2 separate regions of the Homo sapiens genome follow, and region 2 is linked to region 1. Evidence: read pairs that join two places in POLR2A ChIA-PET (ENCODE). Cell type or tissue: HepG2. All regions are shown on one strand. Each heading gives the region's core, and the rest is flanking DNA. Links, peaks and the distances in the headings are about the cores only.

What was found. Peaks named below come from ENCODE experiments on the same cell type or tissue, not always from the same donor. Only the 100,000 strongest peaks of a DNase experiment are listed, where the experiment ranks them.
Region 2: POLR2A ChIA-PET joins it to region 1 with 22 read pairs; 18 of 35 experiments call an interaction of 5 or more read pairs at or near these places.

The regions. Positions count from the first base shown.
Region 1 is chr1:109,390,411-109,395,789 of GRCh38, reverse strand. All of the region lies in intron 1 of SORT1 (sortilin 1), which reads left to right. Among named protein-coding and RNA genes, the nearest start is that of SORT1, 4.8 kb to the left of the region's middle. In HepG2, for the core only: no CTCF peak of the experiment used is centred there; a DNase peak (open chromatin) is centred at 2,639; H3K4me3 peaks cover 2,874 bases.
Region 2 is chr1:109,297,283-109,302,661 of GRCh38, reverse strand. It overlaps MYBPHL (myosin binding protein H like), which reads left to right. Exons shown (of 9, transcript NM_001010985.3): 2 at 4,405-4,493; 3 at 5,045-5,240. Among named protein-coding and RNA genes, the nearest start is that of MYBPHL, 7.0 kb to the left of the region's middle. RefSeq lists enhancers at 1,309-1,818, 1,819-2,329. In HepG2, for the core only: no CTCF peak of the experiment used is centred there; DNase peaks (open chromatin) are centred at 2,761, 3,231 and 3,851.

The sequences.
Region 1 (5,379 bases), core at 247-5,246:
ATTTATTCCTTGAGTCAGAGTCTTCCTGGTTAGTTTGAATTGATGTGTCATTTGTAATATATTGATTCCAAAGAAAGAGGTTGAAAAAACTGGCTCAGGGGTTCTAAGGCCAAATCTGTGGAAGAGTAGACCTAAAACCACTCATTCTTTGAAGTCCACATGTAAAGAAATTTTCTTCTATTTCTTTCATTTAGCTGTTTGCAATAATTTTTTTTTAGTTTTTCTCTCCCAGTCTTTTTTTCAGTGACCTTATTTAAAATAGCTATTTTGGCTGGGCACGGTGGCTCATGCCTGTAATCTTATCAATGTGGGAGGCCAAGGCAGGTGGATCACTTGAGGTCAGAAGTTCAAGACTAGCCTGGCCAACATGGTGAAACCCTGTCTCTACTAAAAATACAAAAGTTAGCCAGACGCGGTGGCATGCGCCTGTAATTCCAGTTATTCTGGAGGCTGAGGCATGACGATCACTTGAACCCAGGAGGCAGAGGTTGCAGCGAGCCGAGATCGCACCGTTGTACTCCAGCCTGGGTGACAGAGTGAGACTCTATCTCAAAAAAAAAAAAAAAAAAAAAAAAAAAAAAGTTTTTGCGTTTGTTAGTCATCCGTGGTCTCTTCTTCAGAGATCTCATCCTTTCTGTATCTGGTTAAAAAAAAAAAAAGTGGAGCCTTTGTTTAATATCATTTACCTTAAAAATGGTTAAGTAGTACTTCTTAACCAAGAATTGTTATGTAGTAGCCTGTTCTTCTGTTTATTTATTTGGTTTTAGAAGTCATAAAAAATCCTGAACTGTATTGAAGAGATCTAGTATTTTTGGACCGTTTATAAAACAGTGTGAAATAAAAGCATCAGCATGACAGAACAACTTTTTATCAGAGATATTGTACTTTGTACAACTGGGGAAGGAAGGTACATGTAGAATCATTTTTCCTACATAACATGACAGGATTCGAGTCCCAAGAAAAAGCAAAAGTTCATGGTTCTCTTATTTCTTTTAACTTGGTCCTGTTTCATTTCAAGCCACATTAATTCACATCATCAATGTATGTGAATGCCCTCCAAATGCCTAGATCTGTGCTAGATGCTGGGGTGCCAAGATACAAAGAAAAGATCATTCAGACTGGAGAATGAAAAGCCTCAGAAGGTTATAGCAAACTACTAGACCTGTGTCTGTGGCTTATGAGGATATATTAGCATTTAACCTGTCTTCTCAAGAAAGCACGGTAAAGCTAAAGCATAATAGTGCGTTTATATTACGGTTTAAGGAGACCGGTGTCCTGATGACCACTCAGGCTTCTCTGTCCATGAAATCCAGCAGGTTTTTCTCTTTGCCCAAGCCTCCCTTTTTCTCTCTAAGGTTTTTTTTCTCATATCATTTCTTTTCAATCTATTAATTTAAAATATATTTAAAGTGCATTGGGTTTATTACACACAGCATATATTTTTTCACATAGAAGTCCTAATGATTAAGTGCTTTATTTTAGGAGTTGAGGCAGGAGAGGAAAACATTTTCCTTTCTAGTTACAGTATTACAAGTTAGCTATAATAGACTCATGGGAAAGTGGAAATAAAAAATACTGGCTATTACTAAAAAAACAAACAAAAGGGATGACAAGAAAACGAAGGAGAAAGATAAATAGTTATAACTTTCCAAAAATTATGCTCCCTAATTTTGTTCTAAGGGTTTGACTTACCATGGTAAGGTGGTATAGCACTGCCTTATCTGGACTGCCTGCATTTGAACCCTGGCCATGTCACTGTGTGATCCTGGGTGAGTTACTTAAGTTTTCTGTGTCTCAGTTCCTAATCTGTAAAGTGAAGATAAGAGCACTTAATTTGTAGGGTGGTTGTGAGAATTAAATGAGTGTGTGTTAAATTATATATACATAATATATACGTATATGTATATTATTGTATAAATATATATTTGTATTACATAATATATGCATATGTAATATTGTATTTGTAATGAGTTATAGTATGTATTACAACATATCACATTGTGTTGTATAATCTATACATATGTAATAACTCATTAGAAGAATGTCTGGCACATAATTAGCACTCAGCAATTAGCTATCATTTATAAATGCTCTCTTCTTAGACTCAATAATCTTCCTTTTGCCTGGAACTCAAAACTGTTTTCATGCCACATTTTTAACTGATTCTTTCCTTCAGCTGCTTGGAGTATTCATGACATGTATAACCTTTGTACATGCGTGAAATTGAGCAGGCCTAGAAGACTTTATTGTTGGTTACTAAGTTGGATTGCTTCAAAACATTTCTGCTGTAAGCACCCCTTTGAGGGTAGGCATGAAACTGTCTTAAAGGAACAGATGAAATGCCTTGGCCAGAGTTGTGGTGGTGGCTGACATAATTTCCTTACTTCTCATTCCTGTGTACAGACCATTTGACAATTTCCTTAAAACTTTTTAAACTTATGATGAATAAAGCCAGGAACTCTTGCTTATTTTCTGTCCTCCCTCTGCTCCTGTCACTAACTACTTCTGTAAACATAACTTCCCAACTTCTACTCCAACTTTAAAGCATCTGGTTCCTTAAATAAACAGGCCCTGTAGAGAGGCCGTGTTGTATGGGGTGTCAGCTCTGGGAAGAATGCGTGTGTTTGTTTGCTGGCTCTGGCAGGGTTGAGTCCAAGCTGACAGGACTGAGTGTGCCTGTCAGAGGCTTCAGGGAGCTGCCGCTGAAGACCTCGGCCTGTTGTTGTGAATCGCCAGACCTTTGTAACACCCGGAAGTCTGAAGGTCAGTCCTTTAATGCCCCGGAACTTCCTAACTGCCTCATTTCTTCCAATACTTGGCCTCTCTTCATCCTACCTTCCCTAGCACCCCCAGCCGTCTAGCTTATTTAATAGTCTCTTGAGTTCTGTTTCTTCCATTCAGCTTTGGATCAAGGAGTAGGAACTCTGTAGGATCTCCTTCTTGGTCCTGGTTGAGCAGAGTGAGCGAAACCTTCATGAAGAGTCTTCTCTCATGCAATGTATAGTCAGACCTTTAGCCCCTAGAGGGATGTTAAAATGACTTATGCATTGGATATTTCAGTAAGAAGTATCAGCAGATTTGATGAAGTGTAATTTATCTGGGGAAAGGTTAGTCTTCATCTGAAGTTTGGTTGGGATGAGAGTAGAAAGCTAGCCAGGTATGACAGATGGCTCCAAGGGAATGCAGTGTTAACAATTAGGTAAGTTCTCTGCTGACTCAAATGTTTGGCTCTGTGCACAGTGATTTTTAATTAGAAATCTGAGTCTCATGTCTGCTTGTGGAAATAATTGGAAGAAGGCTTATGTTCTGTTCAATTTCTAATGGCTATTTTCTTTTTGTGATTATTAACAACAATAATAGGCTTTCTATCCTGCTGTTTTGATCAGATCTTTCATGTCAGGGTCACAGATACTATTAGCAGTTTCTTCTGCACTCTGCCAGTTTCCAGTCAACTCTCGTCAACAGGCATTGGGTTCTCAGTGGGTGACTGCAGAGTCTGCGTTCCCCAACTTTGTCCCAGTTGGCCTGTTACCCTTGTGTGACCATCACATGCTGGGCAGTGCTTAGCACCAAGTTGTAATGGTCAGGACGGGGGAGTAACGTTTGTTCTTCTCCCTCCTTCCTACCTAATCCTACCCCTCAATTTTTTTTACAGAAAGTGAACTATGTTTTGAGGCTGCAGAAATGAGGCTCAGATATTTTATATAATTAGGAGCTAATATTAAGGCAGACAAAGCCATCACATTTGACATGTAATTTAAAATACAGCTTTTCTAGAAACAACAAAACTGTGGCAATGGCTCTGACAATATTATGAACTAGATACTGCATTTGTAGATTTCTACAAGTTTCAGTTCCCTTTCTCTCCTTTTGTCATCAGTGTTTTTATTGCATCTTTTACTTCTATTTTTAAAAACTTGGTGAAAACTTGTTCTTCCCACTATGTGGTCTCAGTGATTTGTATGCAGGTGGATTTGAGGATTAATGGGGCTTGAAGAACAAGCTGATCAATTTCAGTCAGTTCTAGGCAGCTTTTTTGTTCTTGTTTCAATGGTGACTGCAGTCAAAGTTGGGTTAGTAATATGTTGCTTTGAGATAGTTTGGTTGAATGAATGTTCATGACAGATTCCTCATACCTATGAAAATTTTTAGGTGAAAGATGGAGGCTGTTTTTCCTTCTCTATCCCCAATCTCAATCTCAGGAAACCACAGTAAAAACAAAATCCTTCCACTCAGAACCTGTCGTGTTTTGCCGAGGAAGTTTTCTGTGAATGTAACTTATTTTCTGTTTTGTGTTTTAGTCTCTGGCCCTCGATTCCTCATCTACAGCACAAGAAGTTTTGGACTAGCTTTAAAATTTCTTTCAAAAATTCTATGATTCATATGGGAGAGGCCAGAGGTTGTGATCACAAATGTTTTCCTGGCTGATTCCAAATTTAGAAGCAAACTGTGGCTGTTTGACTTCCCAGTCAAACTTGAACATAGCATGGATTTCACATTTAGGGGTGTTTTACTACCACCTCCAGAACTTGCTTCAGTGAAATATGCATGTTCTTAAAGATAGCAGGAGTACTTTTTTTCATGTAGTTATGAAAGACATTTTTCTCTTTTATTTTGGGGGTAATATTTTACCGTTTGTTCCTTGTTGGCTGAAAAATCTAATGCTAATAAAAGCTACTAGCTTGAATAGTCCAAAAGCAAACCCAACAGATAGCAGTAAATTCATTTTTCTTTTTCCCTTTCCTATAGTACTCTGCCAAAACTGGGGCTTTTTTTCTTCATCCTGGCTGCCTGTGTGTTTGAAAATAGATGGTCAGCTTACCATAAATATATTCACATGTAGAAACTTATATGTGATTAATTGGCTTGATTTATTTTTATCAGAAGAAAACGTATGTATGTTCCTTCTCTGGCTTATGAATACTATCCGTCTTATGTTTGCTTTGGATAAGCATTTTAGTCTTCCTGTATGTCCTAAAACGCGCGCGCGCACACACACACACACACACACACACACATACACACACACACACACACTTTCTAATATTGTACTGAAGCCAGTTTGCAAGTCTGGTTCCACAGTACAATTGCTCTGAAGGACCAGGAGAAATTGAACTGGGAAGGAAAATTTGTATTAACTTCAATAATTCCCAGACAAGTTAGTTCAAATCATTTTTATCTAGTATTTGCTATTTGTCACAAAGGATTCAAAACATAAATATGTTGTATACAAAATCTCAAAGAGATGTCTCAATACCCAGATTTGGGTCCTGGCTCTGCTGCTTCATAGCTGTGTGATTATGGAAAATCACTTAACTTCAGTGGTCTTTACAGTTGTTTTTTAAACTAGAGCAGCAGCTCTTAGGATTGTTTGGAGGG
Region 2 (5,379 bases), core at 221-5,220, 93 kb after region 1:
AGGAGTGGTGGGCCAGATGTGAGAGACCCTACGGGGACTGGAAACATGGGTGTTGGGACCAGCAGGAGTTATGCCTGGAGAGGCATACCGCATGGAGAGGGTGTTGGAGAGACAGTGAGCCAGGGCTAAAACCATCAAGCACTAGGGGGACGACTGTAACATAGGGACGGGGTGGGGTGGAGTCTTTTCCTCAGAGAAGTGTTGCCTGTTCCTATGTCCTTTTATTTTTTCTGACCTTAGTTTCATGGCCTTCAAGAAAGTGACACTCTTGTACCACTCCTTTCCCATTGCACTCCTCCAGACAGGTTTCTGAGTAGACCAAGGCCACATCCTAGGCATCTGGTAATGTTTCTCTAAGAAATCCCGGTACTTCTTGGATTTCTGGAAACCTCTGGATAGTTTCAAAGCCATAGCTAGCCTCCTGCATTCGCCCTCTTTTGGTAACCCTTCACCCACATAGGCACGTGTGTATGCAGGCTCCCTCTCTCTCTCACACACACACTCTCATACACACACATACACACACCATTCACAGACACACGTAAACACACCCATACACACATTCATGCACGTACACAAACACACACATTCACACACATACACTCACACACACATACATACACACTCATACAAACACACACACACCCTCTCCACTTCTCCAATGCTTCCATCTTGGTTCTTGGCTCTCCAGGTCATAGTTAGTAACATCGGTCTGAACTATACAGCCCCTAGGGAGCCTCTGGAGAAAGACTGATCCCATAAAAGGGAATTATGAGAGGATAGGAACAATTATAGAATAGTAAAACAGGCATAAACTTTAGCAGGATAAAAGTAGGGTAGGTATTAGGAGGAATTTTCTAATCAGAAGTCAAGATCTTTGGACTTGAAGTAGTTTTCTCTCTTTTTTTTTTTTTCTTTTTGAGATGAAGTTTTGTTCTTATTGCCCAGGCTGGAGCGCAATGGTGCAATCTCGGCTCACTGCAACCTCTGCCTCCCAGGTTCAAGCGATTTTCCTGCCTCAGCCTCCCAAGTAGCTGGGATTACAGGTGCCCGCCACCACACCTGGCTAATTTTTGTATGTTTAGTAGAGATGGGGTTTCACCATGTTGACCAGGCTGGTCTTGAACTTCTGACCTCAGGTGATCCACCCTCCTTAGCCTCCCAAAGTGCTGGGATTACAGGCATGAGCCACTGCGCCCGGCCTGAAGTAGTTTTCTCTAAGAATTTTTTAGAAAGAATTAAACAGCATCCTGTCTGAGAGAAACATTGTACAGAGAGAGCCTAACTCAGAACCAAAGGCCCTCAAAGGACTTTTCAAGATGCCTTTTCTCTAAGACCCCATGAAGGGAGAAAACCAAACTGTGACTCTCACAGACCTGCTCTTAGAAAACCTAGGCTCTTAAAGACTCTAGGCTTTGGTTCACATCCCTCCTGTCATCTAAGGAGGAGAAAGACCTTGGGCATCAGGGGAAGCCATGCCTCCCCAAGGTCAGTACAATTTACACCTCGCTTGACTGCGGATGTGTGAAAAGAGATGCCTCAAATGAGCCCCGGCGTTCACATTCTTAGCAAAGAGTCAGATTGCGCCTGGGTTGGGTTGAGAGGCGATTGGAGAGCATGCTGCTGACCTGCTGACTGGGCATCTGAAGCTGCCACACTCTCTCCTGCCACCTCTGCACGTAGTCAGCTGAGTTAGCCTCACGTCCATACTCTGCCCTCCCACAGGGAGCCGGGAGCCTGCTGGGAGCAGAGGCCTCACCTACACATCCTCAGAGTCCATTCTAGAGACTTAAGTTTCGTCATCTTGTCAGGAAACCCACTGATAAGCAGAGAACCGGCAATGGAGCCGTCCAGGGAGGGAGAGACTGCCGTCCTCGCGGGCAGCCTCCTTCCTTGCTCTCGCGGGCAGCCTCCTTCCTTGCTCTCTGCCCAGCCAGGATCCCCTCTAGATCCAAGGGCCAGTCTGCTCCTCTTCCTCTAACTCCCACACCTTAGCTTATGTTCCACATAAACCCATTTCTTTCATTTTTCTCTTTAGTTCAGGTGTAAGAATGCTAACATTTTCCCAGGTGTTTTTCTAAGAAACAAAAGAAACACTAGGTGGAAACACATACATCAGCTCACAGCTACCCATAACAGCCCATTCCCTACCTGAGGTCTCAGCAGGGCGGGGCTCAGCGGGCACTTCTGTCAGGCATGAAGGCCTGGGTTCCTCTCCCCACCTCAACCCTTTGCAGTTCTTGGGTATGTCTAGCCCCCGCCTTCCCTCTGGGCCTCCTCCCTCCAGGGGCAGGCCACTGTCCAAGCCCTGACTATGGTGCTCATTGCTGGGTGGACACTGGTGGGCAAGACACAGCTAGTGCTCTGAGAATGGGTCCTTCAGACACACAATCTTAGATGGGGAGGCAGGAGTCTCTGGTGCCAGGCACGTCGTCACAGCTAGCCGGGAGGTCTCCAGAATACCGGCTTCTTTCTCGGAGCCCTCTTGCTCCCAGCATCCTTGTTCTGGTGCTTACAGGCCCTTCCTAATGCCGACATTCTGTAGGCAGGCGGCACAGGGACAGCAGAGCCAGCTTCTCTCCAGCCCTCTCCCCAGCAAATGTAGAAAGGGTTATTTCCTCCCCCAACAGTGGGGAACCAAGCCTGACAAGATGAGGTTTTGACCCTCCTTTCCAAGTACGGCCCTCTTTTTCAAAACACTATTAAGTCATATCCGCCCGTCTTCAACTCTTTGGTTGCTTGCCAAGATGGCCACAGGAGAGAAGCCCATCACACAAACGCTTCTTCTGTTCTTCATGTCCCGCCCCTCCCAAGCCACCAGAGCCCAGCCGAGGGCAGCCACAGCAGGGTCACTCAGCCGCCTGCAGCTGCTGCATCTATGCTGAGGCAGTCAAGACCTGAGCAGGGCAGGGAGGACGGGCACTCAGGCCCATCAAGTCCCCTCGTCACATATTCCTGAGGTGCAGTCTAAGACAGGCACAGCCCAGGTGAAAACATAAGCCACACAGCACAGAAGGAAACTGCAGAAACCAAACGGACCGTGTGCACTGTACATTGCCATTGATCTTCATTTGCAAAGGTCTCGCGACCTTGAGATTATCATGGGGAGACTCAGAGTGAAGTTCTCTGGACAATGCTTGCTGATTGAGCTGGAGGAAGGACACAGAAGAAGCTCTGTTTCAGTTGCGTCACTTACATGTTTGTGTTATGTAATGTATGTATTTAAACAGTTCATCTATAAGTAAACATACATATGTCATAGTGAATGCTCAGGGAAGTATTTTCACAGAAGTGTGTGCTATCAAAGAGTCTGGAATCCACTATCGAGCAGTCATGCTGTTTGCCACAGGAATGTACCAGGGGTGAAGTTCTTCCAACTGCCAAGAATGAACTGTGGCAAGAATCCTGGGTTGTTGGGAACTGAAGCACTATCACATTCTACTGAAGATAATATCAGCCAGGCGACTGCCTGTGCCTGAGAAAGGAGGAGACAGCAGCCAGGAAAAGGCCAGAAAATGGTGTCTGTCTCAGCCAGGCCCCCGAGGGAACGCAGGTGGAATGTTTGTGCTTCGGCAGCTGAGACAGTGTGAGGCATCCCAAGAGGAGAGAAATGATACCTGGTCAATCTCCAAACCTACACTCAGCACTTTTCCAAGCATTTCCTGTCTTCATCCTGGAAGCCCATACACATCATCTAATCTCTACTTCTCACTGGGACAGACCTGTGAGATCAAAGGGAAATGAGTGGTGGACCTAATCTGTCCCAGAATCTGTACAAAATGATCCTCTGCAAACTGGAAGAAGACTGTGCAGGCGCCCGGGAGCAGAGTGGCCATGCAGAGGAAGGGACCCAGACACGTGCTCTGTCTGCAGTGACATCAGTGTTGTCTCCGTGGGCGGCTGGGAGGTCAGGGTGTTGACTCTGCCTGCAGAATGGAGAGCATTCTCCTGAGACCCACACCTAACTGGGAGGTCAGGATTGACATGGAAAGTGGCCTTGATAAAAGGAATGGTATTAAGGACAAATGTAGAAAAGGGTGGAAAGACAAACCACACAGACCAGGCTGGTCTGTACACAAACAGAAAAATAAAAATGCCTCCATCAGGATGGAATGCCTCCAGATGATGGAAAGTCAGTACTTGAGAGTTACAAATTAAGAGAACTGTCAGACTCGCACTCCAGTGTTCCTTCTGCTGAGACTTTAATGTTTCCCGGGGTGTTCCTTAAGCCAACCCCTCATCCCCAAATCCCAGCAGGATGATGGGAGCACTCTTCCCCTCCCCTCTAAGAAGGGCTTAATTTGGTGACCGATTCCTGGGCCACTCACCCACAGCAGGCAGCTGGATGCAGGATTTACTTTCTCTGAGTATCCATCTCCTATTCTCTCTCTTTCCATCACTCAGAGCACCCCAAGATCTGGCTACCTCGGGCCCTGAGGCAGACCTACATCCGGAAGGTTGGGGACACAGTGAACCTACTAATCCCATTCCAGGTGATCATGCCAGCCCCATACTGGGTCCATGTCTGGGGCCAGTGCAGGTTTTGGATTTGGAAACAGATACCAAGAGTCCTGCTAGCAGAGGGGCAATCTTCCCAGCCTTGGATAGAAGGGGTCACACCACCAGAAGTCTGAGGCCAAATGACCTCTGCACTCCTGAAGGTGGGTTTGGATAGGACTGGGTGTGCACCCATGAGATGGTGTGAGGCTAATCCATGCCCTTCAGTCTACAGAAGCCTCAGAGCTTGCAGTTAGAAGGGTTCTTGGGAGTTTGAGTGGCTATTCAATTGGTCCCAGCTGCCCCGGGTGTTCATGACCTAAGCTCTCAGAGATTGGGAGACTCAAAGCCATCCCTCTTTCCCAAGATCCTTAGGCTGTTGCTGAAAGGAGGAGGCCCCCGGGAGGGTCCACCAACTTCTAACTCAAGGAATGTGCAGCTCCAAGTCAAGCCTCCCTGTGGACCTGGGGTGGACAGGACCCCTACAGCAGCAGGGAGAGTCAGGAAGCCTCTCGGGGCTGCTCAAAGCATTACCCTCATTCCTCAGGGCAAGCCCAAACCTCAAGCCATCTGGACACATGATGGCTGTGCCTTGGACACCAGGCGTGTGAGTGTGCGGAATGGGGAGCAAGACTCCATCCTCTTCATCCGAGAAGCCCAACGTGCTGACTCAGGTCGCTACCAACTCCGCGTGCAGCTGGGTGGGCTGGAGGCCACCGCCACCATTGACATCCTGGTGATTGGTACGGTGGGGGAAGTGGGAGATGGGGGGGTCCTCAGGAACTCCCTCTCCAGGCTGAAGAGGAGCCAGCTCAGAGAGCTGGGGAAGCTGCGGCAAGGCTCCCACGTCATGTCTGGGACACAGGGTGGGCGCAGGAGGGG